3 separate regions of the Homo sapiens genome follow, and all the other regions are linked to region 3. A link is a contact called in ENCODE Hi-C or POLR2A ChIA-PET data. All regions are on one chromosome and are shown on one strand. Each heading gives the region's core, a stretch centred on a gene start or an enhancer-like site at or near the end of the contact. The rest is flanking DNA. Distances are from core to core; before and after follow the strand shown.

Region 1 (3,218 bases), core at 463-2,962, 180 kb after region 3:
CCACTCACTGAAAAGGCTGCCGTGAAAGCAGCAAGTTTAGAATGTCATCTGAATGCGTCTTTGTGAACCACAGGAAGATAGGCATTCAGCAACAAATCCTTAAGATGCTTTCAAATGAGAAGGAAGGCCCTGCCTCAAGACAGGAACCTCTGCAGATATCACTTATCCTAATCTCTCACCCCAAAGTGAGAGACAGAAATAAGGACACTGACAGTAAAACCTTAAGAGTTTGTTTTATTTGGGTATCAACACACACACACACACACACACACACACACACAGTGATCAAATATTTCAGTCAAATGCATGCAACTCATCCAGAGAGCTCAAACACTGAGTTATCCAAATGTTCCAATGCTAGTTACCCAAACGAACATTATGGAAAAGGACTTCAGAGAGAAGAGTCTGAACAGCAAAACTGAAACATGTTTATAGTGTTAAAAAAAATAAAAAGCTGTCCACCTCTTTTATTTTGCATTTGGATAATGCTTTAAACTTTCCAGGATCCTCTGATAACCACTCCACCCTCACGATGGTAAGATCAATGGCAAATGGATTTATCTCCCCAGTTGATCCCAGAATGAAAAACAGAAACAGAGTGTGTGCACAACTGACACACAATAATCTAGCCAGCCCTTTCATCTTGGGCTCTTCTCCACGTATTATTACAAAAACAAATTATGTAACGAAGCACACAGTTGTGTGGCTTGAGGCATTTATTAAAAATAGGGCCTTTATGAAGTCTTTGTGTACTTTACATATTTAATAAACTTCAAGTTCATGTCACTTAGAATCAAACACGTGATGAAATTTGAAAGTAATATTATTACAGTTTATGACTTCTAATCTGCAAATGGGAGGCGGTCCTATATAGCTTTGTGTTTAAGAATATGAACTTTGAAATCAGACTAACTGGACTTCAAACACTACCTCTTTTATATACTCTCTAGATGTCATTTGGCAAGTTATTCAACCTCCCCATGCCAGTTAACTCATCAGCAAAATGAGAACAGTAAGATTTACCTCTTAAGAGTTTTGGGGAGGATTACATATACATTTGCAGGTAGTAGGCTTAGATTGGTGCCTCCCATACAGAACTCAAGAGATAAGTATTATTATTTGATTATTCATAATCTCTTTCAATGATTGCCAGCTTTAGTTACTACAACAAAACAAAGTCCCTACCTTCCTTGAAAAGAATGTATTATGTATCTAGAACTGTTGGAATGAAAATCAAGAAGGCTTGAAATGTCACTTACAAGCTATGTGTAACAACTCACATGAGTTAGTTGTTAAAGTTTAAAAATTATGTAAGGGTTTCATGAAGCTTTAGGAATGGTCCCTGAATTGGTGGAAAGGAAATTCCCTTCTGAACTTAAAAGTCAAAAAACTTCAGAGGGAAGGAATCTTTTAGAGATCTACTCAAGGTCATATGAAAGTTCTTGGTTCTAATTCCATCCAGGCCACCAGAGAGCCAGGAGATGCCCATCCCCTTTGAAGCTTCTCATGCCTCCCTCCCCACCCCTGGCCACTATTACCACCCTACACCCTTTTCTAACCATAGATTTCTAAGTAAAAAAGGAAATTGTCTAAAACTGAAACTGCCTTAGTCTATTATTGGCTTTGGTGGCTGTGGGAAGAAAACGGAGTTGGAGGGGGGAGGTATGTTGATGAAAATAATCTGAGTCATCACTTCCTGGAAGAGGTGACAGCACACCCAGAGCCGCTGGGAAGTCAGGGGGCCGAGGGGGAGGAGGTCCCAGCTCTGCCACAACCTCACATAGCACCGGGAGGATGTCCCTTAACTTCTGTGGGTTCCTATTGGCAAAATGACCCTAAAGGCCTTCCCAGCTATATGCCCCTATAATTCAGGAAAGGTCCTGGTGAATAAACCATCAGTGCTATTCACTGTCAGCCTAGAAAACAAAATGAACCTGTGCTCCTAAAATATGAAAGCCGAATCTTTCAAGCAAGGGCAGGCTGGTTATGGTTGAGTCAAGACATAACTGCTTTGTTTCCTAACTACTTCCCCAAACCCAGACTCTGCCCCTCCACACACACCCCCCAACCCAGTTTTGCTACACAATTCCTTGGACAGTACAGGTAACTCATTAAGAACAGAGGCCCTGGGATAGCCAGACTTAGTGCAGGAATCACTTTATAGTCTCTCTTAGATGTGAAATTATATGAAATTATTCCCCAAACTGTGAGCAGATACAGATGATTACCAGATTTAGATGTTGAAAAGAAAAGAACAATAACAGCATCAAGATGGGAGTCTCACGTGTTGCAATCACCTGCTTATGTGTCTCCCTAGCCTTGGGAGAGAAAACTGGCCCCTTTTACATTTATCTGATGGTAACTCTATGGGCAGCTACTAAACCCTCCTTTGAAAGTAAACCCCCATTGCCAGTGACCATGTGCTAAATGAGTGAGTGAAGAAATGAATGCTGTGCATCCCAAATTAGGAAGCAAGGAAGGAGGGCACATTCATACAGCTCCTTGAACTCTGCACACACTTTGGCTTCTTGCAGTAATTTAATAATATTCTTGCTCATTCATATTCTTTCTTTCCACTTCCAGCCCCACCCCCACTCATTATGTAGTCTGACTGAATACCACTCAAAATATTTTCTCAATTAGAGGAGAAAACAGGAATTTGCCACTTGTCTGCCTCTATTCTGCTGCCTGTCAGCCTTCAGCAAATATTTCAATCCTGGGCCTTTGCCTGCTGCTAACCCCTGTCCTTTAACCCTTGACCCTGTCCTCTTCAAATCCTCTAGGCTTTACCTTCTCATCCTCCCAGCCCAGACACTCCACTCCAGGGCTGGTGTCACAGGCTACTATGTTTAACCACAAGAGGTACAGTGATGCCCCTAAAGCAATCAGAACAAGAGCTGTGCTTCTGAGATTTGCTTATCTGATCAAAAGATGCTCAGAAAAATTAACATATCACAGTGGATGAGAGACAATCTGTAAACAGACTCCCACTCTCACTTACCTATCTCTGGTCTTCAGAGCCTCTTCTCTGGTCTAGGCCAGCTCCCCTCCCCCACCCTATATCCTAACTCCCTTAAATGGGCATGTCACTGAGATTAGAGGCTCAGGGGTTGGCTGTAAGATGCAGAAATAAAATGGAAATCATGTCCGCTAGAGCAGTAAGATGCAGAGCTCCTCTTTGACTTTTCCCAACATTCACATTCAGCCAAACCACAAGA
Region 2 (2,951 bases), core at 348-2,847, 200 kb before region 3:
AATGGCATAATTTGATTTATGTTTTAACAGAATCATGCTGTTGAAGCTAGAATGAAGAGTCCAAGGTTAGGAGTAGGAGAAGTTAAGAGAGCTCTACCATAATGTAGGCACGAGATGAAGGGATTTTAGTGGTTTAGGTGAGACGGTAGCAGTGCAGGTAGTCAGAAGTGGTCATCTAAGCCAAAAGTTGCTGATGGATAGGATGTGGGGTAAGAGAAAGTGAGGAGTCAGTGATGACACTGAGGTATTTGGCATGAATCAGTACCAGAATGGTGCTATCACTAATCAAGACAGAGAGAACTGCAGAGGAGTCAGTTTTTGGGGAAAGGTCAGAGCTCAGTTTTTGACATATCAGTACCTTTCTGGTGGATCCAGTGCTGTGTGAGAAGGAGTCCTTGCAAGAGCCTCAGCCAAGGGTTCCAAACTATGAATAAGTAGTTATTCAGTGAGTCAGTCTATCTATCAGAAAATATTTGTTGCGCACTTACTGCATTCCAGGCAGTGTTCCAGGCTCTTAGGCTACAATAGTGACTAAGTCAAACCAATCCTCTTTTGTTATGGGCTTACCTTTTTGTGAAGGGATACAGAGGTAAAAGGTAGATGGTAAAAGATAAGATGGATGATAAAAAATAAGAATCTAGACCTTTATTCTCCTTATGTTAGTCAGCTATCCTTTGGTTATGAGCACTAGAAGACGGATGGATGGATGGATGGATGAATATAGATGAGTAGATGGGTAAGTGGATAAAGATATAATATGATATAATATGATAGATATACATGAGATGATTTCAGAAAGTGCTAAGTCCTATGAAGAAAATGAAACAGAACGAAAATAAATACATTTTAAGAAGAAGGACCCATTGTGGAAGCTGCTTTAGGCAGGGTGGCCAGGAAAGAATTATCTTAGAAACTGATACACAAACTGAGATCTAAATGACAAGGAACAGCCAGCTACAGCGAGATCTGGGAGAAAATATTCTAAGTTTAAAAGAGACGAAATCAAAGTCCTGAGCTGATGGTGTCCTTTGTGTGTCCAGGGCACAGAAGGAAGGCCAGTGAGGCTGGAGTGTGGTGAATATGGGACAGAGTGGTAGGAGGATTGGAAGAAGATACAGCGAAATAGGTAGGCAAGCGTCAGATCAGGTAGGACCTTCAGGCTGCAGGAGAAGTTTAGATTTTATTACAAATGTAAAGATAAATCACAGGAGGGATATCAACAGGAGGGTTTCCTAAGCTGATTTGTATTTTTGAAGATCTCTCCCATAGCTTTGTGAAGACTGGCCATATAATGAAACAACAGAGAGAAGAGAGGAACTGCTGGGCGGCTGTTGAAGTGGGTTGTAGCACTGAGATAACAGTTGTGGGATTTGGCAGCATATACTAGAGCCACTCTAGCCAATACAGTAGCTACGAGAGTGCCACATGTGACTCTTTCTATTTACATTTATGTTAATTAAAAATAAATTAAATTTTCAGTTTCTTAGTCACACTAGTCACATTGCAAGTGCTCCACAGCCACATGTGACTTGTGGCTTTTGTGTTGGACAGATATAGAACATTTTTGTCATCACAGGAAGTTCTACTGGGCAGTGCTGCTGCAGTGGTAAAGCCACAATGTCTCCATACCAACTAGCTGGAACAGCTGTAGATAAAGACAATGCAAGATTTTCACATCAGATAGATCATCAGGAAAGCAGAAACAGACCAAATGCTTCAGATTTTTTTTTAATCTAAAACAGGCAAAAGTTGATGTTGGTTTGATATCTTTCTTCTCCTATTTCTGTAAGATTATTGGATTATCACAGACTGGTGCTTTCTGACCTCCACAGTCCATATTCCTTCTGTATCTAGCCTTTTATCCTGATAAATTCCTAGTAAGAACCTAGACCTTTATTCTCCTTAGTCAGCTATCCTTTGGTTATGAGCACTAAAAGTCTATTCAAACTAGTTTAAATATTAGAAAGAAGTTATACATGTAAATATATAACTCATAGAACCCAATGGCTACATAATGGGGTATCATAGGACCTGCAGAGTTGGGAGATACTAAGAATTTCTCATCTCTGCTTCATTTTTCTGTCACAGATGAGCTTCTCTACTCGTGCACTCATCACGTAAATCAGAGCAGTACCCAAAAGTGGCCACACCCTTTGAATCTATATAGGTTTCTAGTTAAAGCACTGACACTCATTAATTTAATCTACTTAATCTAGGAGTTCCTTTTTAATTCTGAAAAGAGACATGGATTTCCTGAGCTTCATCTGGTGTAGTTAGCCATGGCATGGCTTGGGGAGCTTCTGGTACTTGGGGTTACATTTCAAAGAGGAGGTTCTCTAGAAGGTGGTGTGAATGAAGAAGAAACAGCAGTAAAGAAATGACTGCCATTTTTGCCAGTGTCCTGTTCTTACTCAGTATTCATGGAACCTAGTGAAGATTATACCAAAGCTACAACAGGCCAGACAGGCACCTATTAGTTATACATGTATTTAGCAATAAGCTTGGCATTCTAGAAGACATGAGTCCTATGCTGTAGGTATTTACTAATTGCTAGACATTCCTTAAGCAGAATCCTTACCTTCAGAGGAAGGAACCAAAAGGAATAAATCAGGCAATCAACCTTTGACTAGTGTTATTACAAGTAAAGGGAAAAGACTCAGAAAACTGGTAATTTCACAAAAGTATTGAGGGAGATAGATGTTCTTGTATCCATGACTACTCAGGCCTTCTCTGGTTTCATCCCTAATTCCTTGCTCTGAATTCAGATGGCTTCTTGCCATCTGACAAGATCACCTATGGTAACTTCTTGGTGGATGCTCATAACTAGAAGCTTGAAGACACAGGCTGTGGTTTCTTCATCCTTTATCCAAAGCACAGTTTCTGGCATAGTAGATGTCCCATAGATGTTAAATGCATGGGTGGATGGATGGATAATGATTAAAGCCTCAGTT
Region 3 (3,094 bases), core at 312-2,811:
TAGAATAATGTAGGGTGGATGAAAAGGGTGTGAGGGGCAGGGGGCAACCAGAGGCCTGTACACTTGAACACATGGAGGGACCAGAGGCTGATTTCCCTGTGGGGAGGCACTAGAGGAGAGCTAAAAGTAGAAACAACCCTACCCACTATTAACAACATAAAATGAAATCAGGAGTTCTTATGTACGCTTACAAAACAAAGTAAAATAGATAAAACCCCCTCTAGGTTTTTAGTATGACAGGGCAAGAAATTTAGTTTCCTCTGGGGGAAGAAAAGGGTTGCTCATGAAGATGTTAAGGCCTTCCAATAATGGAGACCCAGGATGCTGACCATGGGCAGGACACTGGCCCGTATCACTGACATCAGGACATTGCTCATATCTTTGCCTGATCTTTGATAAACATGGAGCAGTTTCAATTCAGTTCAACTCACAGAAGGGGAAATAGGTTGTACAGACAACAGCTTCTTTCATCTTCCTGACTCCATCAAAGACATAAAGGTTTGGAAAATCAGGTCAATCCAGATTTGGTTTCAATGGAGCTCTGAGGTAAGGAAAAATGCTAAAAAACACCTTTCTTTACCTGGTCATCCCTCCGCTCACCCCTTCGCCATCTCTTGAATGAGTCAGTCATTGCTGTTTGTCCCTGAATGGTGACCTATTATTATAGAACAGCAGCAATGTGTATGATGGTTACATCATGAAGGCCATAGGAGGGAGTCGGCATGTTTTTAGTGAGAACCTCCTGCTCCAGTTAACAACAATCTCAGAGAGGAAGAGGCATGTCTCGGCATTGTCAATGATGCCAGTAACCCAGACGGCGGGCAGTTCTCAGCCTTCAGAAACACCCATCCGATAGTTATGGACTCAGGTGCTGACTTCTTGAAAGAATGCAATAGGAATTCATAGACAAGAAACCATAGTGTAATCTACGGAATCTTGGAAGGTGCTTCCTTGAAGAAATGAAATTAGGCCACTGCTCTTAAGAGTCTTAATTCCTGAGGGTTGTAAGCTAATTCTGTGATTCTCCAAGTATAGCCAAATTGAGAAAATGCTATTTGAGCTACAGAGACAAGAAACAGAAGAGGGTTGACATGGTATAGCATGGTACGTCTCGGATCAATCCTGGACATACTCCCCTTTAAATATTTATAATTTTGACAAAATACATAACCTGTCTGTGCCTTGGTTTTGTCATCTGTAGAATCAGGATAATAATAACTGTGCTGACTTCATATGAAGGTAATGCATAGCATAAGGTCTTACTTTCAGTGAACGTGAGCTAAGATAACTGTGACAGTAGCATCGGTTACTATAAATAGTTGGGACAGGAGAAGAGAAAAAGCTGTGGTTTGATTGCTTTCTGCTTTAGACTACTCTGAGCCTAGCAGCAGAATTGGTACGATACTCCCTCCTAAGTTCAGAGGACAGACTGAATGAGAAAACCTCAGAGCCTTGGACCTTGGCCAAGATACTCTTCCTTGTAATCTTCATCACTCTGAGTTATATTTGCAGTCAGCCAGGAGAACAAATGACAGCCGAGCAGACACCTACAAACTGGATTACTGGATTCTGGTCCATTCAAATAATGGGGCTTTCCAGCTAGAGGTGGAGTAGCAAGCAGGAACACATTTTCTCCTCGGCCTTGCCCTCCAGATACCAGCCTCTGAAGACAAGCCACTTTCAGTCTAATTCTCTACACACTGCCAGCAGTTAAAGAAGTTCCCCATTTCTCCTTACTCATCCTTCCTTTCAATTGCTCCTTCCTTCTCACCTTTCTGAGAGTAACCACATCCCACCTTAAGGTAGGTGAGGCCATTTTCCTTTACACATCTAGAATTCTTCAATTCTAACACAGGTACCTGGCAGTAGAACCAATCTGGTCCTTGTGTAAGCTGGGAAAGGTCACAGTTTTCAGTGAGTCCAGAGGTGTGATGATGACAATGCTAGGTTAATAAATATGGCAAAAATATATTTTTCTGAAAATGAGGATTAAAATTGGTTGAATTTTATAAAATGAGATAAACAATATAAAATGTGGATTTGAAATTAGTATTTTAAACATTTAAAGCAGAGTTATATTTTGGGGGGCTTCACAAGTACTCTACAGGACATGAATTACCAATCTTTTTAAATACGTGAGAAAATTGAGGCTTAGCAAATCTAGGAGAGCATTAACAAATCTAGGAGAGCCTTTCTACAGATATTGACAAGTTGACCCTAAAATTCATATTGAAATGCCATGGACCTAGAATAGCCAAAACAATCTTGAAAAAGAACAAGGTTGGAGGACTCACACTTCCCAATTTTAAAATTTCTACAAAGCTATTGCAGTCAAGAGTGTGACACTGGCATAAGAAAAGACATATAAATCAATAGAACAGAACTGATTGTCCAGAAATAAACCCTGATACTTATTGCTCATTGACTTTTGACATGGGTGCTAATATAATATAATGGGGAATAAGTCTTTTCAATAAATAAATAGTGCTGGGAAAAGCTGATATACACATGCAAAAGAAGAAAGTGGAGAAGAAGAAGGAGAAGGAGAAAGAAGAAAAGGAGGAGGGGCCAGGTGTGGTGGCTCACACCTGTAATCCCAGCACTTTGGGAGGCCGAGGTGGCGACGTGAGGAGTTCAAGACCAGCCTGGCCAAGTTGGTGAAACCCTGTCTCCACTAAAAATACAAAAATTAGATGAGCATGGTGGTGGGCGCCTGTAATCCCAGCTACTCAAGAGGCTGAGGCAGGAGAATCACTTGAACCCGGGAGGCGGAGGTTGCAGTAAGCTGAGATCACGCCACTGCACTCCAGCCCAGGTGTCAGAGCAAGACTCTGTCTCAAAAAAAAAATAAAAAATAAAAAAGAAGGAGGAGGAGGAAGAAGAAGAGCTGGAGCCCTGCTTTCTACAATACACCAAATAAATTCAAAGTGGATCATAAACCTAAAGGCAAGAGCTAAAGCTATCAATTTCTTAGAAGAAAACATGAGTATATTTTTTGACCTTTGGTTAGGCAAACCCTCCCCAGATATGACACCAAAGCATGAGGAACAAGAAAAATAATAAATTAAACTTAATAAAAAGTTATGCTTCGAAG

The links. A loop is a pair of places that touch in the nucleus more often than their neighbours do. ChIA-PET counts read pairs that join two places held with the same protein, here RNA polymerase II (POLR2A). Pooled maps may share reads with other maps.
Region 1: a loop to region 3 is called in a map with no recorded cell type, with 5 times the contacts of the local background. The contact joins two enhancer-like sites. A Hi-C loop is called at or near these places in 2 of 168 maps with a recorded cell type or tissue (mammary epithelial cell and naive thymus-derived CD4-positive, alpha-beta T cell), 8 of 37 single-sample maps with no recorded cell type and 12 of 50 pooled maps. POLR2A ChIA-PET finds 5 or more read pairs at or near these places in 4 of 52 experiments (activated CD4-positive, alpha-beta T cell, activated CD4-positive, alpha-beta memory T cell, activated CD8-positive, alpha-beta memory T cell and 1 more).
Region 2: a loop to region 3 is called in a map of GM12878, with 2.7 times the contacts of the local background. The contact joins two enhancer-like sites. A Hi-C loop is called at or near these places in 1 of 168 maps with a recorded cell type or tissue (GM12878), 22 of 37 single-sample maps with no recorded cell type and 7 of 50 pooled maps.

Annotation. Positions count from the first base shown.
Region 1 is chr18:44,724,250-44,727,467 of GRCh38, reverse strand. All of the region lies in intron 2 of SETBP1 (SET binding protein 1), which reads right to left. Among named protein-coding and RNA genes, the nearest start is that of SETBP1, 45 kb to the right of the region's middle. RefSeq lists enhancers at 1,765-1,954, 2,085-2,134. Within about 2 kb of position 1,712, at least 21 of the 41 ENCODE cell types and tissues checked have a DNase peak (open chromatin) inside an H3K27ac peak, as active enhancers do.
Region 2 is chr18:45,105,102-45,108,052 of GRCh38, reverse strand. The region is part of intron 3 of LOC105372091 (a long non-coding RNA gene); the gene reads left to right. Among named protein-coding and RNA genes, the nearest start is that of MIR4319, 140 kb to the right of the region's middle. Within about 2 kb of position 1,597, at least 4 of the 41 ENCODE cell types and tissues checked have a DNase peak (open chromatin) inside an H3K27ac peak, as active enhancers do.
Region 3 is chr18:44,907,823-44,910,916 of GRCh38, reverse strand. All of the region lies in intron 3 of SETBP1 (SET binding protein 1), which reads right to left. Among named protein-coding and RNA genes, the nearest start is that of MIR4319, 61 kb to the left of the region's middle. Within about 2 kb of position 1,561, at least 2 of the 41 ENCODE cell types and tissues checked have a DNase peak (open chromatin) inside an H3K27ac peak, as active enhancers do.